4 separate regions of the Homo sapiens genome follow, and all the other regions are linked to region 2. Evidence: chromatin loops called from intact Hi-C (ENCODE). Cell type or tissue: GM12878. All regions are shown on one strand.

Evidence for each region. Peaks named below come from ENCODE experiments on the same cell type or tissue, not always from the same donor. Only the 100,000 strongest peaks of a DNase experiment are listed, where the experiment ranks them.
Region 1: a loop joins it to region 2, with 3 times the contacts of the local background. A loop is called at or near these places in 2 of 110 quality-filtered maps.
Region 3: it touches region 2 in a loop (6-fold over the local background); 4 of 110 quality-filtered maps call a loop at or near these places.
Region 4: it touches region 2 in a loop (4-fold over the local background); 3 of 110 quality-filtered maps call a loop at or near these places.

The regions. Positions count from the first base shown.
Region 1 is chr3:59,308,563-59,316,562 of GRCh38, reverse strand. All of the region lies in intron 4 of CFAP20DC-DT (CFAP20DC divergent transcript), which reads right to left. Among named protein-coding and RNA genes, the nearest start is that of CFAP20DC-DT, 230 kb to the right of the region's middle. In GM12878, a CTCF peak has its summit at 3,023; DNase peaks (open chromatin) are centred at 2,818 and 3,011.
Region 2 is chr3:59,448,280-59,456,279 of GRCh38, reverse strand. The region is part of intron 5 of CFAP20DC-DT (CFAP20DC divergent transcript); the gene reads right to left. Among named protein-coding and RNA genes, the nearest start is that of CFAP20DC-DT, 370 kb to the right of the region's middle. In GM12878, no CTCF peak of the experiment used is centred here; a DNase peak (open chromatin) is centred at 4,679; H3K4me3 peaks cover 819 bases; H3K27ac peaks cover 3,753 bases.
Region 3 is chr3:59,563,536-59,571,535 of GRCh38, reverse strand. All of the region lies in intron 6 of CFAP20DC-DT (CFAP20DC divergent transcript), which reads right to left. Among named protein-coding and RNA genes, the nearest start is that of CFAP20DC-DT, 480 kb to the right of the region's middle. In GM12878, no CTCF peak of the experiment used is centred here; a DNase peak (open chromatin) is centred at 4,835; H3K27ac peaks cover 1,499 bases.
Region 4 is chr3:59,382,144-59,390,143 of GRCh38, reverse strand. The region is part of intron 5 of CFAP20DC-DT (CFAP20DC divergent transcript); the gene reads right to left. Among named protein-coding and RNA genes, the nearest start is that of CFAP20DC-DT, 300 kb to the right of the region's middle. RefSeq lists a silencer at 3,682-3,741 and an enhancer at 3,912-3,971. In GM12878, no CTCF peak of the experiment used is centred here; DNase peaks (open chromatin) are centred at 1,047, 1,424 and 3,763; H3K4me3 peaks cover 572 bases; H3K27ac peaks cover 3,768 bases.

The DNA of each region.
Region 1 (8,000 bases), 140 kb after region 2:
TGAATTAGTGAATAAATGAATTAATGGATATCACTTATTTATTAGGTAAAAGCCTAACATACAAATAAAAGGCAAAATTGAGTAATGTGTTATACTCTCTAGGAAGAGGGTGTTGGTTCTTAAACTGTGGCAAAAAAAAATGATAATAATTTGGTCTAATGTTTTCCTCTACTTACACTGGACATAGAGTTATATTTTGGAGATAACAATGCACACATTCAAGCTTTAAAAAATATGTGGTCTGGGCACGGTGGCTCACGCCTATAATCCCAACACTTTTGGAAGCTGAGGTGGGTGGATCACTTGAGGTCAAGAGTTCAAGAGCAGCCTGGCCAATGTGGTGAAACACTGTCTCTACTTAAAATACAAAAATTAGCTAGGTGTGGTGGCTACTTGGGAGGCTGAGGCAGGAGAATCGCTTGAATCCCGGAGGTGGAGGTGAGCCGAGATTGCACCACTGCACTCCAGCGTGGCCCACAAGAGTGAAACTCCTTTTTGGGGGAAAAAAAATGTAGAAAATTAAAGAAAATGCCTTCACTATGCCTTCACTATAAAATGTCATTGACAGAACCGAAACTTAAAGTACGTTGGAAACTTGGTAAAATCAAAACAAAACCTTCTAACACTTGCTTCTCAAAACCATGTCCTCTAAATATTAAGATGGAATTATGTCATGATTTTTAATAGCTAAATTTTCTCCCGTGACTATTCTTTTCTTCTATCTTTCTGTATTTTCTCTCCATTCTGCCCCCATTGTGTGATAAATAAAAAGAATTCAAATAAGAGTTTACATCAAAACCATGAAGCACATGTATAAGGAAAACTTCCATTGTGCAATACATCAAAGTTGCTCTTATACTCTCTTTATACTTATTCATGCCCATCCATTCACAAATCTTCTTTATACTTAGTCAATAGCTCAGCAAATATTTACTAGGTACCCATCATGTGACAGGCACTGTGCTAGGCACCAGGGTTGGAACAGCAAACTCTTTCCCCACTAGGTTTTTGAGGTCATAGTGTAAGTAAGCAGATAGATATTAAATGATCACACAGTTAATTAGTCCATTGAGATTGTAATTAGGACCATGAAGTCACATACTGGTTCTTTAAACAACAGGGCCACATGATGAAGAAATATGGACTTGGTCCTTGAGTTATGGGCAATTACTGAAGGGTTTTCATTCAGAAGTGACATGATCAGATCTATTTTAGCAAAAGGTCACTCTGGTCACACTGAGGAGAGAGGATTTAAGTAAGGCAATGGCAGATGCTGAGGAATCAATGAGGAGTCTACTGCAGTGTTACCTCCCAATAAATACCATACTCCAGGTGACATATGACTGCGGCATGGTCTAGAGAAACAGCACTGGGGATGGTAAGAGTGACAGTAAGGATTATAATAATCAAGGCTGCCATTTGCTGTGCCACTCTCTGTGCTTAAGCAATTTCAATTATTGACTCATTTAATCCTCAGAATTCTAAAAGTAAGGTTCTAGTATTATCCCAATTTTATAATCAAGGAAACTGAGGCACAATGAGGTTCAGTGACCTGTCTGTGGTCACACATCTAGCAGCGATAAGAACCCAGACTCAGTCTTCAGGGCTTAAGCTCTTAACCCCTCCACAATCTTGCTAAATTGAATTAGATCTTCTGCTATGTGTTCAGGCAGCCACCTGGTTTTCCATGGTGCGGGCAATTTATTCATTCCCTGACCAGTCCTTTCACTGCAATTCAAGAGGTTAAATGCTTTCTCATGGATGAATTCAAGAGACCACCCTTCAGTGGGAATTCTGTCTGCCTTATTCTTATTTCCTATGCTCTTCCTAGTCTCAACTACAAAGGCATCTTGAAATTGCATGCGTTGACCTGTACTGAAAATTAGCTATGGAATGTCTTTGTATGAAATTCTTTTCTGTACAAACCGTGGGTCAAAGAACAGAGCTCAGTTGTGAATTCTGATGCCTCCATTTGAAAAGTTCTGTTAATGTTGAGAATAAATATGACTCATCAATCTTGGGCAGTGGAGGTGGGCTGAAGAAAATTGTTAATTTACAGGGTCACTTCACTATGGGAGCCTGAACAGAAATGTCATTTTAAAAGTTGTGACCCTATTACTGAATTTACTGTTTTAGATGGTGTGCTGTTAGACTGGACTCAATGGACCAGGGGCTTGGCTGACCCTATCCAGGTCAGACATTTGACCTGGTGGGCCAAGAGACTCACATGACCTATCTGCCATGTTCCTGATGGGATTAAGAGGCAGAGTGCAAGAGAAGTCTTCTGGCCAGGGAGCAGGAGAGGGAAGGGAGAAAACACTGGAGTGTCAGGCAGAGTGAGGGATAGCCAGTAACCTGTTACTAAGGCTTAGTTACTGAAAGGAGGTTCAGAGCCAGGAAGGTGGTTCTGACCTTCGAGAGAGACCAAATCTTCTGAAGAAGAGTGTTCACAACAGGAGGTCCATGATAGAACTGAGACACAAGAATGAAATAAAGCCCTGCTCGGGTAGCTGCCATAGACACTGTAGCTTGGTTACATTGGACATGGTGGTTCATTCACATAGTCAGTGGTTTTATATGTCAGAAACTATGGAAAGTTTTTGGGATTCAGAAATGAACCATGGCACCATTTCTGCCTGCAAGGAATTCACCAGGCTAAATGGTGGCAAGCGCTCCTTTCAGAGAATTAAAGCACACAGTCAAGGCAGGAATAATGGTAAAACAGACTTGATTCAAATCATATCCCACCCATCCTAGTGTCAGGGTAACTCTCAGATTACTCTGCAGCTAAGCAACCCTAAGTAAGATTAGAAGGAAGTAGGTTCCAGGTTCCAAACATTTCCCATTTGGTGTGGACAATATCTGCTACTCTGAAATGAAGTCAAGCCAGGACTCCGAAGCCACTCTCTCTCTCTGGAAGGAACTCCATGTTCCAGGAGGAGCCATGATTCTTGCCAGCTCCCTGTGACCCTGGCCTCCCAGGCAGCGCTGTCTCCACCTCTGGCTCCTGCTGCCCCCATCTGCCTCTCTGTGGTATCACAAGGCACCCACTAAATTCACCAGCAGAGCTAAGAACCTTCAATGTTCCAGCAGTGGGGCAGTGAGGCAGGTGAGCCATTGGGGAAATTTCTTGGGGTCCAGAGAGTAGACTTTTTAAGATATTAAATCTGGAGGGAATCATCTCCTCCAATATCCTGAAGCCCAAGGTCAAGAGAGAACATGAAGCAGAATAAGTTCTGTCCACGAATAAAACCACTTAGCAGAGGCTCTGACAATTCTAATAATGAACCTCTGGTTAGAGGCCATCTTACACACCCTGCTCTCATTCTTACCCATCCTCCCCACCAACTCCATTTTCCACCTACAAGCTGGAGTGATCTTAAAAGATAAATCAGATCATGCAAGACCCTATCTCTACCAAAAAAAAAAAAAAATTAGTCAGGTGTGGTAGTGCACACCTGTGGTCCCAGCTACTCCAGAGGCTGAGGAGGTTGGGGGATGGCTTGAGTCCAGGAGTTCAAGGCTGCGGTGTGCTATGATCTCACTACTGCACTCCAGCCTGGGTGACAGAGCGAGACCATGTCTCAAAAAGAAAAAAACAAACAACAGAAAGAAAACCCTCCAAATACCCAACACAACAATAACAGCAACAACAACAACAAAAATACTTAGAATAAAATCCAGACCCTGACCAGAGCCTACCTGGGCTGGCCTCAGCCGACCTTGCTGACTGCATCTCCTGCCCCTCCTCACAGCTCTGCAGCCATCCCATCTTTCTCTCTCGTCCTCCAGCATACCCACACCAAGCTGCTCCCACCTCAGCGCTCAGTATACTCAGCCCCTAAGGGGTTGGTTTTTCTTACCATTCGGCTCAATGTCACCTCCTCAGAAAGGGTCCCTCTTTGGTCTCACCGCCCAGCCACCACTATATTCCCCGTCACCTGGCTTCACATTTCTTTTTTCTTTCTTTTTTTTTTTTGAGACGGAGTCTTCCTCTGTCGCCCAGGCTAGAGTGCAGTGGCCCAATCTCGGCTTGCTGCAAGCTCTGCCTCGTGGGTTCATGCCATTCTCCTGCCTCAGCCTCCCGAGTAGCTGGGACTACAGGCGCCTGCCACCACGCCCGGCTAATTTTTTGTATTTTTAGTAGAGACAGGGTTTCACCATGTTAGCCAGGATGGTCTCAGTCTCCTGACCTCGTGATCCGCCTGCCTCTGGCTTCACATTTCTACAGATCCCTGCACTAGCTGAGATGATCTTATGTAATGATTTATTGTCTGCCTCTACTACAAGGGAACCCTGTGAAGGCAGGAAGGAGGACTCATGCAGCAGAGTATCCCAGCACCTGGACAATGCCTGGCATAGTAGGTGCTTCAGAATTTGTGGGATAAATGAAAGTACAGTCAGCCCTCGGTATCCATGCCTTCAGTTGCCGTGGATTCAACCAATCATCCATTGAAAAGATCTGGGAAAAAACTTGTATCTGTACTGAAAATGTAGACATTTTTTGCATGTCATTATTCCCTAAACAATACAGTATAAGAACTGTTCACATAGCATTAACATTGTATTAGGTATTATAAGTAATATAGAGATTATTTAAAGTATATGGGACACTCAGCCCCATGTGCTTAGGTTATATGCAAATACTACACCATTTTATATCCGGGACTTGAGTATGCATGGATTTTGGGATCCGAGGGAGGTCCTGGAACCAGTCTCCTGCTGATTCTGAGGGTTGGCTGTGTCATGAAATTACCACCGATTCCATTGAAATGAATGTTTTATGATAAGGTTTCAGTTTACAAGTTCTAGAAATGGACTATATAAAGAACAAAATAAAGAGGGAAGAAGAAAGTTGTCCGTGTAGTTGTTTTAATAAGAACTAAAATATATACTTATTAAGCCCCATCTATACAGGATATTTAACTCCATACTATGCAGAAAGAAAATTGTTTCTGCCAAAATTACAGAAATGTAGGCTTGATTTATAATAATGTAGAAACAGTTCCAATGAGTTGTTAAATCTTGTTTATTTCTGGGACTTCACTGAGTTTTCTTTTGCATGAAGTTATTATTTAAAGTTCTAGTTAGCGAATTAATGTCAATAATTTAAATGAATATCTTTGTGTGCAATTATCTTGGATTGGAAGGCAATAAAACAGCTGGAATTACTTTTAACAAATTACACATTCCTTCCCCGTCATGTACTCTACTGTTAGCATTAGGGAATGTTACTGCTGTAATTTCGTATTTAAAGTAGAAGCATTTGGTTTAGAGGAAATTATAGAGCTAAAAAAATCCATATGCTCCTCACATTCACCCTAAAGTAATAAAAACATCAAGAGGTCAGGATTCTCTAATAAGTGATATTCGATCACACTCTATGTATTTGGATTTTGTTTTAAAGAAATTAGTTTGGGGAGAAAACATCCCAGAGAGAGAAGCTGAACTTTAAAGAGATAAATAAATTAATGCATAATGCATTTTTAAACTCATGAATAGCAAATAAGTTTCTTAACCTGTAGGAGTATTGGGCATTTTTCCCTAGGAGAAGTGGGGTTTACCTAGTATCTTGGAAATGTAAAGGCAGTTACAGGAAATGATTCATGATTAAAGAAGAAAAAGGGACTTTCTGACCTCTAAAGCTATTCACACCTAAGATTTTAACTAGTGGATGACTTAGTCAAATTGGAAGATAATATTAAAATGTTACCGACAACAGTTAAGGAACTGATGTATCATTAATTAAGCTGCAAACTGTGCTCTGGAATAGCAAAAATTAATAACGACAAAGTCTAAGAGCCAAAAAAAGGCTTGAAAACCTGATTTATCTTCTATGAAAAAGTAGAGCAGATAGGACATTATTTATTTGTAGGATAATGGCGTTCATCATTTAGAATTCAGAACCAAAATATGTTAAAGCAAACAATGAATAGAAAACAAAAGAGCTAAATAGATCAAAGCTGGGGCTAGTGTTTGGAGACCATAACCAACAGCCTTTGATGGACACAGATTTCTCCTGTTAATATGCTTTGAAACCACTAAATTATCAGGGGCATATCCTACTCTGCCCACCCTCAGAGTGAAAGCCAAATAGAGAAGGGTAAAGTAACAGAATAATGAAAGCCACACGGTTAACAGGGTAATGTAACAGGGCAATGAATGCCGCTCAGATAGATTCAGGCTGAAGCCAAAATTAGCCTATTCCAGAATTAACCTCTTCACCTCATTTAGCATATATTGTATTGGTCAAGGACAAAAAGGATACATGTATCTTTCAATAAAAAGTTTTGCAGGAGCACATAGACGTCATCTAAATGTAAATAAATCTGATTCTAAATCTATCTGAATTAATAATAAGATCTAAAATTGCTTAACTTACACGCAACCCTATGAGGTAGATGCTAATATTACCCCTACTTTTCAGGTGAGGAAAACAAGACATAAAGACTTCAGGCACTTTCCCCAAGGACAGGCAGCTGGTACTGGAAAAGCCATATTTGAACTCAGATCTTCTGCTTCCATACTTCATATTCTTAATCATGATATGATTATTTACTCCCGTTGTGATTCTTGTTTAACTGTCATTGTTTCTAGATAAATAAAGTTATTTTTCTTGTAAAAATGCCGTGAAACTCTGATATGTGGCCACAGGCATGCGGGCTGGAGTGTCCTTGTGTACACCCATCTACTTCCCACCAAAGCGCTCACCAGGCCTTCCCCAACACAGCACTGACCTCAAATAACTTATCAGTAATTAAAGTCGAATGTCTTCGAAATCACACTGGTAATTTTCAAAGTATAAATTTTTGTCATAAACCTGTTTGTTTCCATTCACGTGCACTGAGTTTTCACCTGAGACACACTCAGGTGTATCGAATCTGATATGGCTTTTATGCACAGTTAGAAACTTTTTATGGCAATCTTGAGGATTCAGTTATCATTTCTAAATATATATATATATAAATATTATATATATATATTTATATATATAGCCAAAGTTTCTATCTATAGTTTTAAAAATGACCTGCAAGTCACAGAGTGTGGCCTGTGTGGTGGAACCACAAAGAATATTACTCAAATCTCAAAGTGTCCAAAGAATTTGGACACCCTTTTGGGTGCGTTATAGTGGTATTTAAGCCATATTTAGTGAAAACATCTGAAATGCCCTTCGGTTGCATTTGACCAATACAACTCAGTATCTTTTGACATAAGCAGGTCTCTGAAACAAATATAAACATTGATAAAATGGAATTGCCTAATATGTAGCATTCAGTATACATTTCAAAGTATTAATTCAGTTATTCTTGTTGGCGGAAGGGGAGAAAAAAAAAAAAGAAGAAAAATCCTCTTTTAAGCCCATGCACAAAAGATGAGAGCCTCTGCTAGGGATCTTTCCTAAAATGCCTTTGATTGTATAGCTCTAGCAGCATAGGTCCTTCCTCAGCTTCTTAGGCATTTAGGTAATTTTGGGAGAACAGAGAGCATATTAGCCATAGCTACTGACTTTGATAAATCACCTGGGCTCTCTGGAAAGCAAAAGGATATTGTAAGGAGAAATGCAATACTGTCTGTGATAATGCTCCGAGGTCTCCAGAGAAAGGAACATATTTAAAAATGGCAAAAGCCTAAGAGTGAGGATAACAGAATGGCCAGGGGCTAGTTTCAGCTCCACCAAGTGGCAGAATGGGGTAGATGGTGGTCTATCTGCCATCATCCTTCTGAAAACTCTCTTCCCGCAGACGGATGCACACTATTGATCAATTGATCTGTAGATGGTCATTCCGGCCACTCCACTTTAAAGGGATCCATTGTACCAGGCTTGTTTGTTTTACCATTTGCTTCAACACTAAAACCATACTGTGAACACAACATTTTCCATCTGGTCATGCCACAGATGAGATTTTTCTATGTAGTAGTTTATACCTACAACAGCATGTAACCAACCCCATCTTCTTGTCATGCTCATGAGCTCCTCTATGCCTTAATGACAGTGGAGA
Region 2 (8,000 bases):
TTAAAAGGTTGGTTAGATTTCCAGGAACGCTTGCTAAATCCTTGAGGTAGCTGAAAGACAGCACTTTTGATTTGCATTGTTATAGGTTAAAAGGACTTCGTTTTGGATATGATATTAAAGAATCAAAAGGGAACATGACTTTAAAGGCAAAACAAATACTAAAGTAAATATCAATGTACCCAGAATAAGAAGGAAAGCCTTCTGGAGGTCTCTAGTTAATTACTCAAGTCACACATTTGGCATTTTAGTTATGAGTATGAAGGAACAGCTCATGGGCGGGGGTCAAGCAATGGTAGGTGGTACAATGGGCATCTACCCATTCAGCTTCTGGGAACTATTTTCCACTTTGAACCGTTGGTAAAGTTAGTTGAGTGGGTACATTTAAAGACCCCCTTTAAAAGGAAGAACTGTCTCATGGACTCCCAATGTCAGCTAATTTTACAGAGACCTAGATAATATAAAAATATAATGATATTATCTGCTGTTATATCATCACAAAGAACACAAATTAGAAATTAGCAAACCTACCAAACCAATGTAATTAACATTAATTAATGAAACATGATGTTTTGTTAAATGAAATAGCCACTCGCACTGTGAATGCCTACTACTTGTCTGTTCTAGTGAGTTTGGCATGTTCAAACCAACTCTCTGTTTACAAAATCCTATGGAGTCATTTGCCTTCGTTTGGCTTAAAAACATAGTCTACTTGTGTTTCTTTTTATATTGATACTGGTTGCCCGCTACCGGCTCTGGGGCAAGAGATGTCTCACAAACACCGAGACTCCAGAGAAGACATAGATGAAAGAGACTCCAAGACCTCATCTTCTGAATGACCTTCTGAGTGAGGAAGCCTAGCCCTTGTAAGGGCAGAGTCATAGCTATGGGCCCACCGGCTTCACAGACAGTCATGAAACTTTTTATATGGAGGTCACCAAAGGGAGAATAGCAGTTTTCACAGTTCTGCCTTTTGAGACAAAAAGAACAGCCTTCCTGCCTGTTCAGAGGGAAACTGCTGCATAAAAGGGTTCAAGCCTGGTCAGAACACCTGCTAGGTTCTTGTATGCTCAGCTAGGAGGCCAACCAGACCTGTACCGCCCAAAACATTGGCTAGTGAGCGCTTCAGAATGGGGCTGGCCTGAATTGAGAAAGGCTTTAAGTGTAAAATATACACTGAGTTTCAAAGACTTAGTATGATAAAAAGAATGTAAAAGTCTTAGGAATAATTTTCCTATGGATTATATACTGAAATAACATTTTTAGATATATTGGTGTAGTAAAATACTGTATGTTATAAAAACTTTACCTGTTTATTTGTACAGTTTTTAATGTGGCTGCTAAAAAGACTTAAAGTTCTTTTTATACATATATATATATCGCTTGTATTCTGTTTCTACTGGACAGTGCCCTGGGCATTACTTGATTCCTCTCTTTCTGATCCATCAGTGAATCCCAAGGTTCTCCAGAGAAACAGAACCAACAGGATGTATGTGCATACAGAGGGGCAGGGGGAGATGGGACAGGGAGAGGAGAAAGAGAACGAGAGAGAGATAATTTAATTAATTGGTTCATGCAATTCTAAAGGTGCAAGGCAGGTTAGGCCAGCAGGCTGGAGCCCCAGGATAGAGTTGTAGCTCAAATCCAAAGGCAGTTTGCTGGCAGAATTTCTTTTTGCTCAGAGGAGGTCGGTCAGTTTTTGCTCTAATAAGGAAACCAACTGATTGGATGACACCCACCCACGTTATGGAGGATAATCTACTTTGCTTAAAGCCTACCCATTTAAAAATAAATCTCATCCAAAAAACCACTTTCACAGAATCATCTCAGATAATGGATGGCCAAATATCTTGGCACTGTGGCCCACCCAAGTTAACATGAAATTAACCATCATAGTTCTACTGTTAAATCCTGAGCTCTGCCATTTCCTTCCCTTCTCACTGTGGCCACCTTAGTCTAAGCCAGGATTTCTTACACCTGGACAAGTGTAAGAGTCTTCCAAATGACTCCCGAAGTCTGTTTTTACAGAGCTAGCAGTATGGTCATCTCAAAGACTTCACATCATGCCTCTCTTGCTCAAACTCCGTTAAGGGTTTCCCATTGCTGTTGGTATGAATGCCAAACTTTTTGCCTTGGGATCCCACATGTTCCGGCCTCTGTCTATCTCTCTTCTGCCCTGAGTTCACAAGCCCTTCCTCTTCAAGATTTAACTGTATTGCCACTCTCTTGGCTTCTCAAAACAAAACAACAAAACAAGCTGGTTCTATTTCAAGGCCTTTGCATGAGTAGTTCCCTCTGTCTAGAAATCTTTTCTCCCTCATATTCACATGATGGCTTCTTCTTGTTGTAAAGATCATTTAAATGTCACCGCCTCAGAAAGGCTATCCTTGACCACCCAATTAAAGCAGGCAAACTCAGTCATACCCTTGGGATATATTTTCTTTGTTGCACATATCAGTCTTTAAAATTATTTTATGTATTCACTTTTTTGCCATATTTTTCCCACCCAAGAATGTGAATCTTATCAGACCAAGGCCTTGATAGAATAGTTTGTTGATAGTGCTATAGTCCTAGCACCTAATATATAGTAGGACATCTGTATATATGTGTTCAATGAAGAATGTTATCTTAGGTAGAATTAGTGTTACTTCATCCTGTACACTGGAGGAGGGCTGGAAATTTACCTCTGTGGTTGGAAAGTACAATGCACATCTCTTCTTATCTAGTCAAAGGTAAATTGCCTTATAAAGGTCATTCAAACCTTTTCCTGTTGGAAGCATGTGATATTTGTTTATTTTCAGAGCCAAGATAAGACTAGGTGGCAGGGGCTATCTTTAAATAAATGAATCATAATTAAGGCTGGAGTCTTTTTAAAAAGAGACCAGATCCTGCCTTCTTTTATTAACCAAACATAAGGCTCTCCCCTGGGATGTGATGGTGGTCATGGGACAATTACACACTTTATCAGCAATTCTTCAAGAGCATGCTCCTGAACTTCCCCAAAAATTGCACATAAGGTACTCCCTCCTATTTTTAGATTACCCAGTTAATCTGAACATGGGTAAAAAGGTGATTAATAATTTAAGATTTCAAATATGTTATATTTTATATTGGTATACTGGGAGTCAGTGAAAATGTGGACAATATAGATCGTCTTACAGACTCCATTTTACTTACAAGTTTTATGTGTTTGAAGGGTAACTAAACAATTTTAATATAAATATTAAAGGAAACATGGATAAATGAAAAGTTTGCCCGAATTTTTTTTTAGCTAAACCTTGACCCTTCCAAACCATTTTTGCATTTGACAAACTGCCTATTGCTAGTCCCCATACTGTCAAGTCCTTGCCAGTATGTGTTTATCCTCTTCAGCTACAGGGGATTAGATGGGAATATTTTAGAATCATTAATGCAGTGATTCAGCCGAACCATGGCTGTTATCTCACCAGCAAGCCATATAGCCTTCCAATGTGGGAATGAGGTTGAAAAGTCTGACAAAAGCAGTGTGGTTCATTTCTGAAATGGCAAATTAATTCTATTTCCAGGGCAGACATGAGAAATAAATATCTCTATTTGCCACTCTAGAAAGATTTCATATTTAGGTCACTAAAATACATAAGTTCTAGATCTACCTCCACCCCACCCCTGTTTAAAAACTCCCACAAACACAAATCACAAAAATATATAAAACAAATAATAAGGTCATCAAAAAGCAAACTGATGTGGTTGTCAGGGGCTCCCTGGCAACCAGGGGAAATAAGGACTTACGTAATGGATACAGAGCTTTAGTTTTACATGATGAAGAGTTCAGGTGGTTGGGTACACAACAATGCAAACATACTTAACACCCCTGAACTGTACACTTAGAAATGGTAAATTTTATGTTATATATATTTTACCATGATTTTTTCAAAATCATATTGAGATATCAAAACTCAAAGTCTTGCAGTTTTGGTCTTTAAAGAAGCTGCACATAGAAGCTTCTGGGCCCCAGGAAAACACGTTACATGATATCATGTGTCAGTTGGCCAGGATGCCTTAGACCAATGAGAACCTTCACCAAAGGGGCAGGCATTTTGGCTTTTAACCATCTATTGCCTGCCTGGCTTGGAAGCATCTGGTCTAGGCATGATCAGATCCTGCCTCTTTCCACTGATTTCCACCCTTTGGAATCTAAGGCCTATCCTCCTCCCACACACTCTTTCACGGATTAACTCTGAGTAGTGATGGCTACACAGTGGAGCTCATTACCTGGTAGGGCTGTGCGAGAAGCTGGCATGCACCCGTTCAGGGGTCCTCACCAATTCTGGGAAGTGGGTACTGTTCTTCCTCCCATTTTATGACTAAGAACACTGAGCCTTTGTAATGACACATTGATCTACATATGCCTACATTTTCCTCTTTCCAGGGAGAGTCACAAATAAAGGAATGAGAAAGCAACGGAATCTCTTCTCCCTGCCCGTTCACCTCCAGTCTTCTGGGTTTGTGGAGCATGCCCAGAAATCCCAGCAATTATTTCATCCACTTCACTATAAGCAACATTTTCCTGCATGAAATGCACTCCATCTGGGCTCAAACAGAGATTTATAAAAGCAACCTTTTTTGTCTTCACACAAAAGAAAGGCTAAGAGTGAAACTGTGGTGAGGTTTTGGTGCTCAACAGAAGGCTTTGGGAGGAGTCGAGTGCAGTTAGATATAAATAACATCGTTTAAGCCAGGATGTGGCTTGGTGACAGCTAACTCTGACTCTGGTCGCTTTGCCAGAACAGCTTTCAGCTGTTTCACGTGATTTCACAAACCCTTGAACTGCAGAGTTATTTCACACCTGCAGAGGTAATGAATGCCTTTTGAGAACATTTGCAAAGTTGGTTGGCAAAAGTCAAAGAAACCAGTGGAACACAAGCTCTCCAGAGGCCTTTTTCCTGTTCCACACGTGCTGTGCCTCAGTGAGTAGAGGGAGGCCGTCAAATGGAGTGACTACAAGTTCACAAATAAATTGTCTTCTTTACCAGTGAGTCAGTGTACCTCAATCTCATCAGAATAGAAAAACAAAAATGAAAGAACCTCAGATTTCATGGTAGTGGCAAGATACAGGGCTGAATGTCCTGCCTGCAGATGTGGGGCCCCTGTTCATAGACTGCCATGTCATCTAGCACATAAGCAAACAATGTACAAATGCCTGTGTATACTTGTTACAATTCATGCCAGGAATTTACCTCCTGGGTATGTGAAGTGTCTGTGTTTCAGGGAGTGGAGATTTCTGATCTCTCCCTCTCCTGCTACTTCCCATTCATCTTTTAACTCAGAAGCTGTAACTCTCCAGATACAGAGATGCCAGTATCCCACTTTGCATATTCCGAGAAAAAGAGCAGCCCAGACATAATTCAGAAATTCATAATCAGCATGGCCACAAATAAAATTTTAAAAGTCATTTCTTGTGAACATTTCATGGTGGTGGATTCCTCCGCATATAAAAGGACTATGTCCCATAGGAATTTATTAGTAGTCTAAGAAGGATTCTATGAATAAATTATACAAACTGTGGAAAATGTGTCAAAAAGGATAGAACTATTTGCTCAAAAATTCTGGTAAATAGACTTAAACCATGCGCATTACGTGGGGATTACCCATTCAGAGAGAATTTATTTATTCAGAAAATGTTTATTGCTAGGCACACCCAGTATAGACAGGTGAACACCACAGTTTTGGTTCCTGCCTCATGGAGTTTACCGTCTAGTTGGAGAGGTGGTTGGTGAACAGACGAACAAATATAAAAACAAACATGGACAGTGCTGAGATACAGCAGAGTGATGACAAGAGATTCAGAGCCCTTTCTTGTACTGAAACATGCAAATTTTCTCATTGATTGCTTGTTAATGTTTTATAGGACTCTTTAGGGTACAGCAGGGGGCCTCAAGTATCTTGAGAATAATAGTCATTGTTCTAAGTGGCAGTGAATAGAGAATTCCAGGGAATATGTGATTAGATACTTACAATGTCAAATCAACCTAACCAAATACCTTCCATAGAAGTGTCTGGAGAGGCAGGTGAGATAGCATAAAAAGTGAGCTTGGGTGGCAAGTAGACCTGGATCTGGATTCCACCTGCACTATTCATCCGTTGGGTGACCTTGGGCAAAGAACTTGAACTCTCTAGGCCTCAGGGTCTTAGGGTGTTAAAGGGGAAAACTGTACCTACATCAGATGGTTCTTGTCAGAAAGAGCTAATAAGTCATATACTATCTGTTCAATTCTGCTCACACAAAGTAGATGTTTAAAGAGGCAGCTGTGATTTTTATTGAGGAAATTCAGTCTCTCCCTCTTACAAAGGGGCAGCACAAAGTATAGCCATGGGCTTCCATGAAGACAGGCTCTTTCTGGAAAGCCAGAATAGGGACTCTTCTTGTCCTCTCCACCCTCCTCCCCTTGAAATGAAGGTATATCTAGTCACCCAAGATGAAAGACCCAAAGCAATCCCACCAACTAATACTTTTCTGCCCTCTGGTAATTTTAAAAATAGTAGTTACTTCTACAATGTCCCCTGGGTTATAAATTACCTGCCTTTGATCAAGATAAAAAGATGAGTCACATTAATGTGCCTGCTGGAAATTGTCTTAAGGCAGGAATGATAGCCTATTTTTAATAAAGCTTACAACAACCACCATCCCTAAATTGGGTCTGTGGTGTTATGCACACACAATGGACTCAATGCAGTAAACATCTGTTGAGAACCTACATAATCCTCTGTGTTTCTAGACAAGAAAATGTTTCAAGAACAGAATCTTAGTAGAGCGTACATATGAGTTTCTGGGGTGGACTTGTCCTCAGGCTGTGGCAGTCCCTGTTTGCTCGGAACCCCTTCCAGCTCCTTCCACAGCTCCTCCTCTGGTGTGTTTACTGTGTATTTTCCTTCCAGCTTGTTTACAATCACAGCCCTGGCACCTGGAAGATTTTCCGTGTGAGTTGAACCTAGATGGTCCCAAGCAAATACGAATCTTGCCTGTATTTAGAGATCCAATGTCTAGACTTCCATAAGCTGATAGCCACTCCCCTCACAACCACCACTGATACATACTGAGCACTTATTTTGTGATGGGCACCATTACAAACCTTTGTAGGCAGTATTTTGACTCCTCACAAACCTCTGAGAAAAGTATATGGAGAGAACAAACCCATTTTACAGCTAAGGAAATTAAGGCTCAGAAGTGCTGTGTTTGCTGAAAGTGAATGATCAGAGCTGTGAGTACAGCCTGACTTGCCTTTTAACCATTCTCCTCTACTGCCCCTCACGGAGGCCATCTCCCAGGGAAGGATGTTCTTAACAACTAGGGCACTTTCATCACAAACTGTAAACCAGTGGCTGCTATACAATTATGTGTGTGTGCAAGTAAATTATTGATGGGGACTCTCGAGCTCATACCTCTCTTGAAAAGGGTGTAGTCTCAAAGGGTTTCTATAGTTTTCTTCAGGTAGTAAGCTCCCTGGGCCTAGGAATCAGGTTATTTCGTGTATCACTATCTATTCAGCACCTAGCATGCACCCAGTACTTTGTAGGTTTAATCATTATGTGTTAAATGAATAAATGAATGCGTGGGGCTTTGGTATAATCCAAGAGAAAAGTCACGATTATAAAACAAGCTAGAACAGGATGACCTCCACAGAGTAAGGGCCATGGGGTGTCAGAGATGGATTAAAGAGGCCAAAGGTCACTGGGCACAGTGGCTCATGCCTGTAATCCCAGCACTTTGGGAGGCCAAGGGGGGCGGATCACAAGGTCAGGAGATCGAGACCATCCTGGCCACCGTGGTGAAACCTCGTCTCTACTAAAAATACAAGAAAATTAGCCAGGTGTGGTGGCACGCACCTGTAGTCCCAGCTACTTGGGAGGCTGAGGCAGGGGAATCACTCAAACCCAGGAGGCTGTAGTTGCAGTGACCCAAGATTGTGCCATTGCACTCCTGGCAACAGAGCAAGACTCCATCTCAAAAAGAAAGAGGCCAAAGG
Region 3 (8,000 bases), 120 kb before region 2:
GTGCTGGGATTACAGGCGTGAGCCACCATGCCCAGCCAATTTTTGTATTTTTAGTAGAGATGGGGTTTCACCATATTGGCCAGGCTGGTCTCGAACTTCTGACCTCATGATCCACCCTCCTTGGCCTCCCAAAGTGCTGGGATTACAGGTGTGAACCATCACACCCAGCCTCCAGGAATACACTGTTTAAATTTCTCTTTCACAAGTGATGCCCTGGTTAAATCCCTTCATCACATTTTGCATCTCTTCTTCAGATGAGTTTCCCAAGAGAAGAGCTCAGTCTCCCTCCCTGGTTACTCAACTAATGTCTAAAATGTCACTGGTCCTCACTATTTATTAAATGACTGAATTGCCAGATTATCAAAATCCATACATACTACCAGAGAAGTCTCTCTGGCTGTTACGAAAAGATTGGTTTCTCCTAAATCAACAGTCACTGAGAACCAACCATTCATTGAATAACTCATTCACTTCACAACTGTATATCTAGCAAGGATCTTAGTAAGTGCCAGACCCCTTGCAAGATTTTCCAGACACAGCAGCAAATAAAACAGACAAGATTCTGGCTCCCAGGGAGTTGATAGTAGGTAAGACCAGGGATCATCACACATTTCTATAAAGAGCCAGAGCATAAATATTTAAGGCTTTGCAGGCCACTTGCAGTCTCTGAAGCATATTTTCTTTGTATTTTTTGTATGCTTGTTTTTAACAACACTAAAAAATATAAAAAACCATTCTCATATCAAGGGTCTTTCAAAAATAGACCACAGGCCAAATTTGGCCCATTAGCCCTAGTTCGTCAACACTTGTTTAAGACAGACATTAAACAAATGCCCTGAGGATGACATCAGTACAGGTGAGATAAGCACGTAGGAGAGTGAGAGAGGAAAAAAAGGCTGCGTACATACGGCCAAGATTTTGGAGGGGTCAGGGAAGGCCACCAGGAAGGAGAAGCATTCAAAATATGATGTGATGGAGGAGCAGGGCTAACTCAGCAAAGAATGAGGAGCGTGAGGGAGGAGGGCGAGGGGGCTGAATGAAGGGAGAGGGGCTACAGGTAAAGGCTTTGAGCAGCACAGCTGAGCGGGATCCAGATAAAAAAGCCTTGTCAACTGTATCAGGAGCTTGGATTTTACCTTAGGTACAACGGAAGCCTTGTAAGGGTGGGTTTTAAGGAGAAGAGTGCCTGGATCTCCATGAAATTGAAGGAACTCTTCTGGCTGCTGGGCAGGTTCTACTCTGAGAAAGTAAGAGGCTAGTCCACTGTAGCCTTGTGCTATGGGTTCGATTGTGTCCCCTCCTCCCCCGCCAAAATGTGTTGAAGCCCTAACCCCCTACTCCTTGGAATGTGACCTTATTTGGAAATAGGGTCCATTACAGATATAATTTGTTAAGATGAGGTCATACTGGAGTAGGGTCCAACAAATGCCTGGTGTCCTTATAAAAAGGCAGGCATGTGAAGACAGGCACACAGGGACAACCCCAGATGGCATAAAGGCAGAGTGTGGCGTGCTGCAGCTGCAAGCCAAGTAAGGCCAAGTAAGGCCAGAGACCTCCAGAAGCCAGGAAGAGGCAAGGAAGGACACCCTTGCAGGTTTCAGAGGGAGCCTGGCCCTACTGACCATTTGATTTTCAGATTTCTAGCCTCCAGAATGGTGAGATAATATAATCCTGTTGCTTTAAGTCACCCAATTTGTGGTGCTTCCTTCCAGCAGCCCTAGGAAATAAATACACCTAATGGGTGACAATGACTAGGAAAGAAGGAAAGAAATGCACTGCTTTGAAAAACATTTTAAAGATAGAATTAAAGAGCTTTGAGATGGGTTGGATGTAGGGAAGTGGGGAAAAGGAAATGTATAGGCTGGCAATCCACACCCAGCTACTGCCCTTGGTTACCTGTGGAAGGGCAGCAGTGATTAGAGGGAAGGAAGAAACAGCGAGCATTTCCTTATAAAATACACCACTCCATCCTTTGTCTTCTTAAAGGAGGGAGTCGGACTTTCATAATAAAAATGATAGAGTAGAACAGTAAATAAGAAAAGGAAGGAAAAACTGCATGACTGCTAGGGCTGGCTTGAAAATCCCTGTGGATAGAGGAAGCCTGACTGCGCTTGTGAAACTAAAGCAGCAGCGAAGGTTGGGGTAAGGATAGACCCAGATTTCAGCTTGGGGCATAAGGCTGAGATGCGGGAAGGTTATTACATGATGGGAAGCTTGCCTTGCTTTGAGGGGTCTTCTGATTTTTAACCAAAAGAAAGCAGAAAGGGATATGGCAAACAGACATAGAGATATCTGCAGGAGGCAGAAACGTGTGGCTTTAGAGAACAGCTTCCTAAATCAGCCCATCATGGACACACGTTCTGCATTGGTCTTCCCACGTCTGTCTGGTGCAGGACGGGGTAGCCCTTCAAAGCAGCATGTTAGCTTTAGGCACCTCCTTCAGAGGAAGCACTCCATGGAAGAAATAAAAAAGGCTGAATGTTATTTTAATTGAATTTGTTTTCAATTTATTCTCAGCTGTCTAGGGAAAAACCTTTAACACTCACATCATTTGATTCCTTTTTACTTTGTGTCCATTATCCTCATAATGAGCTTTTAACGCATTAATGCAGCCCTGTTTGCCAAAGAGTAATTCAGTTGCTCAAATCAATAAGTAGCAAAAGCATAAAAATGTACCAAATTGAGACAATGAACCAGAGTATAAATGGAAACCTTCATCTTCCACTTCCTTAAAAGTGGGGGCTGCATTCTGGTGACCTTCTGATGCTACAGTATCAAGGTGAATATGCAGAAATTCCTCTACTTCATAAATTCCAATTCTCAAATGTCCATCGAACCATCAGAGCTAAATGTTGGAGCCAACAGGAAGCTCCCCTGCCTGTCAGTGGCATTTAGCCTCAGCCTTCCCATCTGCAGTTTTTTCCCAGCAGTGTGCTGTAGTTGAAGCAATATCTTGTTATAAAAGTATTTGCAATGAAAAGGGGAAAATCGTAATGCAAACTTCTATGGAATTTTTTTAAGGTTCAAAGGAGGTAAAGAAGAGTGGGAGCTTTTGCCATCTTCCTCTATGGTTCATGCCTCTAAACATCCATATAGATGACATCTATTGCTCATCGTGTAGTGCCACCTTAGGCGTAAAGAAAGTAAAACAGCTCTTCATATTGTAATATAGGAACTCCTTTTGAGGGCTTAGCATGCTGCTTAATCCCAGCAAGAAGGAAGATTTGCTCTGGTACCCTTCCCACAATGGTAGCAGAGAGAGGATGATGCCTTGGGATTCAACTAATCCAGAGCTTCTCCCATGCCTACCTCTGCCAGGATCTTAGCCTACACCAACTGAGAAGCTCATAATCATCGAGTAGAGAGCTTATATATACCTTTCTCCTATGAGTTCTGTCCCTCTAAAGAACCCTAATATAGAAGTAAGAAACAGCTAGAAAAAGAGGAGTCTAGAGTCCAGATAACATTTCAGTCATCAAACCTCCCCAGCTTCCCTGATCCTTGCCTTTCTGAGACTTGGCTGCTCAGCATGTCCAGACTGGTGCGCTTCCCCCAACATTCTTTCAGGAAGTACTGGGGAGCTCATAATGATCGAATGGAGATCCCAAACTGTGTTCAAGTCAACACTGCTTCTCTGAAATTTGATCAGACATTCCAAGAAAAATGCATTTGCTTCAGGAACTTTGGGAATCCCTGCATACTCAATTTGTCTCTATGATACTCCAAAGTGCATCAGCAACAAGTTCTGCAGCAAAGAATTCTACTTATTTTGGTTTAATTTGACATTTTCCATACTTGTTTGACTGAAAAAGCTTTAAAAAATTTAAAATATTTTAATAAAAAACACCAATTCACATGGTAGAATACAAGGAAAGTATTTAACCTAAGAATCATTTTAAGAAAACTTAGTGTTATCACTGGTCATTAGAGAAATGCAAATCAAAACCACAACGGGATACCATCTCATGCCAGTTAGAATGGTGATTATTTAAAAGTCAGGAAACAACAGATGCTGACGAGGCTGTGGACAAATAGGAATGCTTTTACACTGTTGGTGGGACTGTAAATTAGTTCAACCATTGTGGAAGACAGTGTGACAATTCCTAAAGGATCTAGAACCAGAAATACCATTTGAAGCAGCCATCCCATTACTGGGTATATACTCAAAGGATTAGAAATCATTCTACTGTAAAGACACATGTACACATGTTTATTGCAGCACTATTTACAATAGCAAATACTTGGAACCAACCCAAATGCCCATCAGAGATAGACTGGATACAGAAAATGTGGCACATATACACTATGGAATACTGTGCAGCCATAACAAAGAATGAGATCATGTCCTTTGCAGGGACATGGATGAAGCTGGAAGCCATCATCCTAAGCCAACTAACACAGGAAAAGAAAACCAAACACCACATGTTCTCACTCATAAGTGGGAGTTGAACAATGAGAACGCATGGACACAGGGAGGGGAACATCACACACTGGGGCCTGTCAGGGGGTGGGGGCGCAAGGGGAGGGAGAGCATTAGGACAAACACCTAATGCATGCAGGGCTTAAAGCCTAGATGACGGGTTGACAGGTGCAGCAAACCACCATGGCACTTGTATACTTACGTAACAAAACTGCACGTTCTGCACATGTATCTCAGAACTTAAAGTAAAAGAAAGAAAGAAAGAAAACTTAATGTATCACAACCCAAACTGGGTTTTCATGTTTTGACAAATGTTTTCATGTCACATCATCCTCCTAACCAAACTATGCCACTGTTGTCTCTTTCAGTCTCCCCCGCAAAGCATCAGGTCCTTTAGGGCAAATGTGAGGCCTTATGCATTTGTAAGTAGGTATTCATTACCTACTCAGTTACTCATTAGGTAAGTGAGTGTGAAAGAAGAAAAGCTATTTAGGACTCATTTCTTTGCCAATGACAAAAACCTAGATCAGACAGCCTGAGAACGTTAAGTACTTACTGAAAGAATGCCGGAAGAAGTGCACAGGTCTGGACATGCTGAGCAGCCAAGTCTCAGAAAGGAAAGGATCAGGGAAGCCGGGGAGATTTGATGATTTAAGTATTATCTGGACTCTGGACTCCTCTTTTTCTAGCTGTTTCTTACTTCTATTCTCTATTAGGGTTCTTTACAGGGACAGAACTAATAGGATAGATGTTTACAAAAAGGGGAGTTTATTAAGGAGTATCGACTCACATGATCACAAGGTGAGGTCCCACAATAGGCCATCTGCAAGCTGAGGAGTAAGAAAGCCAGTCTGAGTCCCAAAACCTCAAAAGTAGGGAAGCTGACAGTGCAGCCTTCAGTCTGTGGCCAAAGGCCTGAGAGCCCCTGGCAAACCACTTGTGTAAGCGGAAAAGTACCAAAGCTGAAGAATTTGGAGTCCGATGTTCGAGGGCAGGGAGCATCCAGCACAGGAGAAAAATGTAGGTTGGGAGACTAAGCCAGTCTAGTCTTTCCATGTTCTTCTGCCTGCTTTTATTCTGGCTTCTCTGGCAGCTGATTAGATGGTGCCCACCCAGATTGAGCATGGGTCTGCCTTTCCCAGTCCACTGACTCAAATGTTAATCTCCTTTGGCAATAACCTCACAGACACACCCATGAACAATACTTTGCATCCTTCAATGCAACCAAGTTAACATTCAGTATCACCATCACATGTTCCTTTCTGCAAGCTGGCTTTGTTCTCCCAAATAGCCAATCCTCATAGCTATACAACTAAAGAAAAAAAGTGACACCCTCTTAAAAATTTCCTGAGAAGAATTCTAATTGGCTTGACTCATGGCCTGGGCCTACTATGATTGGCCCGCTTGAATCTTGTGCCCATTCCTGAGAGTGGGTACTGTGTTTAGAAGCCCTTATGAGAATCATGTAGTTGGAGTACGGAAAAAACGACCCCCTAAAGAAGCAGGAGAGATGTGTTTCACACAAAAGGAAGGTGTTCAGGTTGACATATTATGCATGTCTATACAGACATGAAGAAAGGACTACTGGTTCTGGGGAGAGAATCATAACCATTCTTCCCCTTCCTTCATGCTCTCTAAAATCAGCCAAACCACATACATGTTGTTATGGACAAAGCAGCCCACTTAGTTCAGGTGCTGCCCTTGCATTCTGCGTATAACCTGTGTCTGCTTCTCCCAGGAGGAAAGCACACGGGGCTAATTGCATTAGCAGGTGCAGTACTATGTTGGTGATTCTGTGCCTAATCTGCTCATTATGCAGCTGATGTCATTTTATAAGTGGAGAGAAATAGTGTTATCACAGGAGAAATGAGCTCTCTTGCTTCTTGAGAAATTCTCTTAAGCCTAGACAAAGGGGTTTTAAGTTTATCAGCCTCCCCTTTGTGACACCTCATTCTAAATGATGTATTAATCATTTGTTGATTATACAGATCAATTAAAGAGGTTTTACAGGTTAGGTTAATTAAATCTTTGGTAGAACTTCCTATTTATTTAGACCTTCTGCTTTGCAATTATAAAACACCACCCAACCAGCATGTTGACTTTTAATAAGTTGCAAACAAGGGTCGTAAAAGAACATATTCCCCTCATTGTACTCCTTATAAAGTGTTCTTTTTTCTATTACATCTCTCTGCATAGTTATATCCACCTGCTAATCCATCCCATCCAGCCAGCCATCTATCAGTCAGCCTGTATGTCTATCTTGGTATGGTTTGCGCTACCAAAACTCATGTTGAAATTTGATCCCTAATGTGGCAGTGTTGGCAGGTGGGGGCCTAATGGGAGGTGTCTGGGTCATGGAGGTGGAGCCCTTATGAATAAATTAATGCCCTCCCAGGAGCTAAATGAGTTCTTAGTAATGGATTAGTTCCCAGGAGAGTGGGTTGTTACAAAGAGTCTGGCTTCCCTGGTTTTTCTCTCTCGCTGTGTGATCTCTTTGCACAGTTTCTGCCATGAGTTGAAGCAGCCTGAGGCCCTCACCAGATGTAGCTGCCAAATCTTGAACTTCCAGCCTCCAGAATTGTGAGCCAAATAAACCTTTTCCCTTCATAAATTATGTAGCCTCAGGTATTCTGCTATAGCATTAAAAAACAAACTAAGACATCTACCTGCCTATCTACCTACCAACAAAGATTTTTAAATCTGGTAGCCTTGTCCAAGTAGATGCTTATCATCAGTATCATGCAGAGGCATGTGATTGTTCAGAGTTAGAAAATGGCAACCCCACCTCCTACCTGAGGAATTTGGGTAGATCCAGGCTCAGTGTTCCCTAACTGCCTTAGTCTCTGGACCAATCACAAGTGGCGATGCTCTGGTGGCAGAAACAGACCACAATTCAAATGCACATCAGTGTACTGTATACCAAGAATCACTCCTTCAGAGCCATTGGAATGAAAACCATTACCAACACCAGTTTGTCTGCCCAGAAGACCAACCACAACTATGTAGACTCACTCATCAACCATAAGGCCTGTGGGACATTTTTGTACCCCCCAACTCCTGCCTTCTTCAACTCCACTGACTCTTAGATTTTAACATCCCTCCAAACTCCATCTCCAGAATCAGGTCATGTTTGCAGCAGAGAACAGCAAGGAAAAGGTTGGACTCCCTAATGAACAATCTCTTGAGGAAGTATCTTTAAAAATAAAACACTGTTCTCATGCACACCCACACCTCACAGAGCCTGCCTGGGACCACAGAATCCAGCACGCTCTCATTCACCACTTGCCCCTCCTCACCTCGCACTCCTAGCCAAACTCTCCTGGCACTCACGGTCACTTTTTTTGTCTGTTTTTAAATATTTACGTCTCAATGAAAAATTTGTGATTTTATGCACACTCAGAACAGACAGACCCATGCCCCATGTTTAATGATATACGTAGCTCATTTCATGTATTTTTGAGGGTTCTAGTTCTTTCCAATGCTGCATTTTTTCCTCACATGAAATATAACATTTTGTATCCAAAACAGCCTTTGGTTTTAGGATAAGGTCTTTTGCTCCCATGTCTGGGCATTGTTTTCT
Region 4 (8,000 bases), 66 kb after region 2:
CACTTATACATGAATGTATATAGTGGTTCTGTTCATAATTGCCAAAAACTGGAAACAACTCAACTGTCCTCAGCAGGTGAATGTAAGAACAAGCTGTGGTACAACCATACCACAAAATGCTACTTAGCAATAAAAAGGAATGCATTATTGATACTCACAGCACCTTGGATGAATCTCAAAAGCATTTTGCTGAATGAAAGAAGCTAATCTCAAAAGATTACCTACTGTGTAAACCCATTTATGTGACACTCTCAAAAAGACAAAACTATGGTGATAGAGAGACAATCAGAGGCTGAAATGAGGTAGCGGTGGGGGAAAGTGTGACTAGGATGGGATAGCAAGAGGGAGCCATTTGGAGGAATGGAACTGTTCAGTACCTTGATCATTGGTGCTGGTTAGAAGGAGCTATACATGTGTTATCATAGATCTGTGTACCAACTATGCTCAATTTTACTGTATGTTAATCTAAAATAATTTTTAAACAAAACCTTTCTCACTAGCAGTCCCTTAATATCTTAGAAATGCTTAGAGTTTCTTGGCCAGGTGCGGTGGCTCATGCCTGTAATCTCAGCACTTTGGGAGGCTGAGGTAGGAGGATCATGAGGTCAAGAGATTGAGACCATCCTGGCCAACATGGTGAAACCCTGTTTCTACTAAGCATACAAAAAATTAGCTGGGTGTGGTGGCCTGTGCCTGAAGTCCCAGCTACTCAGGAGGCTGAGGCAGGAGAATCACCTGAACTTGGGAGGTGGAGGTTGCAGTGAGCCAAGATCACGCCACTGCACTGCAGCCTGGCGACAGAGCGAGACTCTGTCAAAAAGAAGAAAAAAAAAAAGAAATGCTTAGAGTTTCTCAGGAGATAAATATAAACAGCCTTATTATTATCCCAATTTCCAGTATATTCTGACTTTCTTTTCTAAACTTTATGAATATATGATTTGTTTACATTTGTCTTACCAAGGAGAACCACACATTTAGAGAGAAGCAGCCCTCTCTCTCCCACGCTCACAAGATAAATGTCAGTCCACTTACACTTGCTCATCAGTGATACCATCCTCATGACATGAAAACATGATGATGAGAAGTCTTCAAACCACAGAGAAGTGCTCTGAGTACAGCAAAATGTCCCAGTACATTATCATTTCTCTACTGGCTAAGACAAATTCTGCTCCAGATGCAATAGGATAGCAGTTGGAGCCGAGACTTGTGCAAAAGGCTGATCATATACAATAATTCTTCTAGAGTAAGAGATGCTTGTACCAGAATCAGGCAAGATAAAGGTGTTTAGGACTCTTTTGAAGAAACCATGTTTGAAAACTTTAAATGACATGTGCAGCTGCGGTGGTTTCAATATGTGCTCTCAGTTAGTTGATACTCCTTCTTTCAAGAGGTGGAATCTAATTCTCCTTCCCTTGAATGTGGGCTGGACTTAGTGACTCACTTCTGACAAACAGAATAAAGAGGAAGTGACAGGTATGTGCCTTTGGAGGCTAATTTATAAAAATCACTGTTGTTTTCTGTCTGATCTCTCTCTCTCTGTTTCATCACTCACTCCAGGGAAAGCCAAATGTCATATCCTGAGGACACTGAGGCAGCCATATGGTGAGGCTCATGTAGAGAGAAACTGAGGCCTTCCACCAGACTGCCAGAGAGTGAGACTTTAGATCACCGCAGCCCTGCTGACCTCCTAACCACCACCTCCTAAGCCAGAACCTCCTGAGAAATCCTGAGCCAGAACCACTTAGCTACTAAGCCTCTCTTGAATTCTTGACTCCCAGAAACTATGTGATAATAGATGTTAGTTGTTTTAAGCTGCTAAGGTTGGGTCAACTTGTTACGCAGCAATAGATAAATAATACAACAACCATATTAGTGTCAAACTGTTCTTTGATTTAGAAAGAAGAGAAAAGGAAGGGGAGGCAAGAAATGAGATCAGGATTCAGTTCAACATTTTTACCAAGGCAAGTAATTCAAGTTATCTTAACTTCTTTCCCTGGAGGCCAGGGAATTATATAAAGATCCAGAGAATTTCCTAGAAATGATTTTTGAAATTAATCATCTTCCTGCATAGACATTCTCAGACTCATGTTCCAGGTGGCAGCTGGGGAAGCTACACTGAATATCGCCACCTACCTCCCACCAGGGATTTCCAAACTGCTTATTTATCAAGCAGCCTTTTAAATAGGATATGTTATATAAACAGAGCCTAGCAAAGGACTGTGCACAAGATAGGCACTCGATAAACGTATTTTGGCGGAGCAATGGCTGCTGTGTTTATTCTTTTAATTAGCAAACACTTGAGTTCATATTCAAGTCAAAAAGACTAAATAACAAAACCTGAAACCAAGGTTAAAATCATGCTCCGTTTCTCTGTACTCATACGTAAGGAACTTTCTTTTCTTTTAGCATATGCCATGAGACAGTTGCATGAGAAGTTACTCTAAGAGAAAAGTATTTGATGTTCGTGTCTTCTAACACTGAGAATGGAAAATCTACCCAGCAACTCACGAATCAAAGAACACTTAATAGAAAAATAGGCTTGAGCAGCACTGTTTGTTGCGTTCTTTTATAGGAAAATTGAAAACATAGGATCACAAGGGTCAGATGGTTACTATTGGAATCTGGCTCCTATGAAACATAATATGTACCATTTCCCCCACCAAAATTGTGTTACTTTGTCCAAGTCACCCAATGGGGCACAGGATAAGGTGTTTTTCTGATGCACATAACCACCTAGGTTTCAAAAGGACATCTATTTAAAAGTGAGGTCCTGAAGAACACCAACAGTGACAGAAAAATGATATTTTTCTGTAACCTCAGCATCACAGAGAATAGTTCCATAAGAAATAGTTGACAAAAACAGAAAACTTTATTATTGAACATATATAGCACTATTCGGCAAAAATCCAATGCTGATGGCAACTTCCAAAACTAGGCCTTCTACCTTCTAGAGACTCTCATTCTGTACTAGAGTTTTAAGAAACTCAGAACACTTTACAGATCAAGGTGCCTTTATGACTTTGTTTTGTGGATGGATCTGTGTGTCAATAAGAAATTTTTAAAAATATCAAACAAATAGCAACTATCAAGGAAGTAGGAGAGAAGAGGGGTACAACAAAGAAAAATCAAACTTGAGGTACAATTTCACATGATCTTGCACATGGGGTTTAATAAGGTTTCAAAGTCAGCTAATTATAAAACTCTATAGATTAAATAATTGGCCCATGAAAGCTTTTATTAAAATGTCACCTGGATATCCCACTCCAAAAACATCCAATGCCATCTTGGTGTGAGTAGCCAGCTGCTGGCTTCTGAACAAAGGCTTTGAGTTTAGACTCAATATGGTGCTGTTGCTTTGAAATCTTGGAAGGAAGGAAACTACTCAGTGTCTCTTGCTTGATCCAAAGCATCCCTCATAAAAGTCTGCAGTGTCTCAACTGAAAATCAAAATGAGAACATCCTATATACATTAATGGTGGCCACAAATTTCAAAGAAGAAGGAGAAATGTATATAGAGCTGAGAAAAATAAGTGTGTAGCAACCCATTTTATTTCTAAGAGACGTCTAGAATTTCACAGCTCTGAAGAGAAAGGCAGAAAAACAAATAATTATTTGAAACAAAACGAAAACTTTGCTTAATCAATCTGTTAAAAGCTGTTGTGAAAGCATTTTTCTTCTCAAAGCGGAACTAGCTTACTCATTACCTCTTTCTTCCAATGAGTAATCCCTCCCTCTCTTCTCATTACCAGAAATACCTACTACCTCTTTCCATATGGAAAGTGAAACCCGACATTTTCTTTTCTAATAACAGCATCTGCGAAAATCACACTCTGTCCTGGATTTGCAGAGCACTTTCCTGCTTCATCCTCATAGAATCAGGCACTGAGTAAATGGGTAACAAATATCTGTGAGAGTGAACACACTGGACCTAAAGGTATAAGCAATGGCAATAAGAGTAATTCGGGTGCCATTGGGGGCTAAGAGCATGCGATAATCTCCTCTCTATAAAATTCCCAGAGGTCACTCAGACAGACAAATTTAAATTTCTCCTGAGTTGGAAGGTTCATTTCCCCTGGAGCTACATAGGCCACACTTGGACACCTTTAATTCTTAGAAAAGCACTCATCTATATTAAATGGAAATTTGCTCCCTGGAATTTCTACCCATCAGGCTCTGTTTTGACCCCTGGGGCTCCAGGACAAATCCCATGCTTGTCCATATCGCAGCTCTCTGGTGACTGGATATCACAGCTCTCTGGTGACTGGATGGCTGCTGTCTCATCTCCCATGAGTGGCATTTTCCCAGTGGTCAATCCTAGTGAAACAGGAAAAGTTCCCTTGTCCCCCTTGCAGGGCGTGCGATGGGGGTGTGGCTCGCTTCTTCAGTGCCCTGCCACTCAAACCTCTAGGGAAGCACACAGACGGGCAGGCTGTGGGGCCCCAACCTAACGGCAGTGTCCAGCGGTGAATGTTTACAGCTGAAGCCCCAGTGGGTGTGTATTACAGGGTGCTGTTTTAGTTTAGCCATCCATAGGTGGCTTGTGTTAGTCAGCTCAATTAGACCCCTGTCTTATCACAAGGACAGAGGGCTTTCTGTATCCTGGGATTCTTGCCTTGGTGTACCAGAAGAATCGGATCATACATGGGCTTGGAGAATGAATGCAAGGTTTTATTGCATGGAAGTAGCTCTCAGCAGATGGAGGAGCCAGAAGGGAGATGGTTTTCCCGTGGAGTACGGCCGCTTGGCCGCCCGACTCTTTTCCAACCACCTCAGCCACACTCCGCATTGTTCTGCCAGTCGATGGCCTGCCAGTGTGCTGGTGTTGTGCTACACTGGTGCATTCCTCTCGACATCCAGCCACCCATGTGTTCCTCTGCTGATGTGCTCCTCTTGACGTCCAGCCACCTTTGTGTCTGCCTGCTAGGGTTTCTAGGTTTTTATAGGCACAGGATGACAGTGTGGCAGGCCAGGGTGGTCCTGGGAAATGCAATATTTGGCCACAAATGCAGGAGTCCCTCTTCTCACCTAGGTCCGTGGGCACCGGCCGGGGGTGGAACCCTCACCAGGGACCATGTCCTTTTCTTCCCAGCACCTCTCTGCCCCCCTTCCATATCACTAAGTCGTTAGCGGTTCTTCTGTGGGCATGTTTCTGGCAGTGTGTTTTGAAGTCTAGTGCGAAAGGCCTCTACATTGTAAGTACCTGAGGAGAACCTTCATTGTGCAAATTTCAGAGTCCCCTCTTCAAACGCTGTATCAGATTCTCTGGGGTTGAGTCCTAGAATCTGACTAGATTTAGCAAATGCCCAGAAGACTCTTAAGCACACCACAGAATTCTCACCAGCCTCATCACTCACCTCTCAATGGGCCCCTTTGAACAATCACCTAGGACGTCTTCCAGTAGCCAGGTGTAACCTACAAGAAACGCGCTGTAGATAGTTCAAATGACTGCATGAAAGAAATACAATTAAACTTTGGAAATGGTCTGTGAAATCAGAGCTGTAATTAACTCAAAATGGTATTCACCCAGTGTTGAGGGCAATGTGCCACCGGATGCCTCTATGCGTGGCATGAGCTAGGTGGCTTTACGGGTGATGCCTGTTTAATCTTCCTGACCAGCAAGATCAGTATTTTGCCCATGTTCTATAGATGAGAAGACTGAGACTCCTTAGGGATGAGTGATTGATTTGTTTAATATCACAGAGCTGGGAAATCGAACCCAGATCCCTCTCAACCCAAAGCCTATATTTTCTCTCCTACTGACCCTCCACTCCCCACCTAGAGGTACTGAAAGAAACATACTTGATTTCTGCAATTCTATTTTTCGATATGGTCCCTAACAGACTCCTGCTGCAATGTATGGAAGGAGGACCTGCAAGAATGATGATCTTATTTTAAACTTTTGTCTCTGACTCATTCACTGGATTCCTGAGTGACGTGTTTAATATGCAGATAACACTTTCATGGTGGGATTGGCAATTATCTGCCATTCCCTAGCTCAGGACTCTGGACTCAAGTGAATGGGATGTGATAAAATGACACTTAAAATGGAGCTTGAGGAGTTCAGTGTGAGCTTCAAAGACATAATCCACAATGGTGCACAGGACCGAAAAATTTCCCCCTAAATTCAGTCTGTCTACAATACTATTTTTAATCTTTTTACATGGCAGCAGGAAAGAAACACCTAATGGAAATAACTTTGGGTAGCAGTAGGTAAGAGAGAAAACCACTGTGTTAAAGGAAAGAGCACCAGCACAGGAAACAAGATTTTTTAATTGGTTCAGTTCTTGATACCCCAGGCCGATATTTTGAGCAAGTAGGGACAGCAAAAGCACTACCTACGAAAGCTATTCCATCCAACCTCCCACCCCAAGATGGAAAATGCCAAATAAGCAAAGACACCTACACAAAAAGTTCATGTCTTTATTTAGAAACTCTCATTCTGCTGTTAGGAGAAAGTTCCTAGTAAAGACAGCCAGTGGCTCAGTAGAGATGAAACTGTCAAGCAGAAAGAGAAATCACACAATTAAGAAAGACTCAGAATTCAATTCCTCAGGCTCTCATTCCCATAGTGGGCATGAAGCCCCTTTCTGACCCAATATAGCTTCCCCCTCAAATCTAAAAAGCAGAGCATTCTCAGTTCAGCCTGGGAGCCATGAATGCTGCATAAAGATGATGGCGGACTCAAGAACCTCCAGCATTTCCTGACAATGTTTATAAGGTGAACTTTGTTCCATCCACAATTACTTGTTCCCTTCTCCTGGGTTCAGCAAGGTAACCAGAATAATGTCAGGAGGTGTGACTGCCTCAAAGAAAGCAGAAGAGGAATAATGCCTGGTGTTCCATTTATTTGAAGTCACAGCCATATTACATTATCATGGATGGACCTTGCTAGGTCTCCATTCTGGCAGCACCAAATTGGAACTAAGAAGGTGTTTCAGTGAAGAATCTGTGCAGCTATTTCTGGGAACAAAAGCAGGCCAACTGCAGCAGGGGCCGTGTTAAGACAAATGGCCCACTCTTGAGTGGCGTACCATAATGTCTCTACGATTAGATGGATGAGAGGTTATAGTATGCCATAGATAGCCACAGGACATCCACTGATAATCACACATTTTGTTCTACTGACAGATAACAGCAGCCCACAAATGAGATGAGCCTCCTCTGTATACACACATCACATGAAATCAATACTTAATTACAGCAGGGCCTGCATGTGTTGTCAGTAGGTTCTGGTTAGAAGGCTACACAAAACTTCTTCTCTAGAGCAGTGAGTTAAGATGTAAAGAGGGTTGGAGCATGATGGCAACTGACCACTCCTGAGTTTTAGATTCAGTGAATTGCCATTTGGACACTAGGCTTTGGTTGCAGAGCAGCACTTAGATACAAATAATTATGCCATTAAGGGGAAGAGCAGGCACCACCTGGGATGGCAGTTGTTGCTAGAATTCTACTTCAGGTCACATTCGTTTGTGGATATTCCAAGCCCCGTAATACAGACCTGGGGAGAAGTGGGCAGCATCCAAGGAGTGTCCCTGGGGAAAAGCAGTGTGGCAAAAGGAAAAGAACAGAGGGCATCGAATCAAGTGACATGGGCATGGATATCAGCTCTCTTGCCCCTGGCAAGCCTCAAAATATCTTGCAATTCAAGCTTCTAATCCATAAGAAAGGGGTGATATTCACTCTATCTCTAAGCCAAAGGGCACTGAGATGCCACAATGAGATCAGATAGGCAGAAAGTGCTTTGTAGACAATAAACCTCCAGACCACTGTAAGAGACTATTTTTATTTCAGGAAGTGATAGAACCTGGGTGGACAATATCATGAATAACAGAAGAATAGCTTCATTTATTAAGTTCCCAGTGCAACGTTAGGCAAGGTCATACTGATACACACGCAAAAAAAGAAGAGAGATGAACGAAGTTGGAGGAAAGATTCCAGTTAGAGCCAAGGATATAGGCAGGGGAATCTAGAAAATTATTTCATAATTCATCTATGCCATG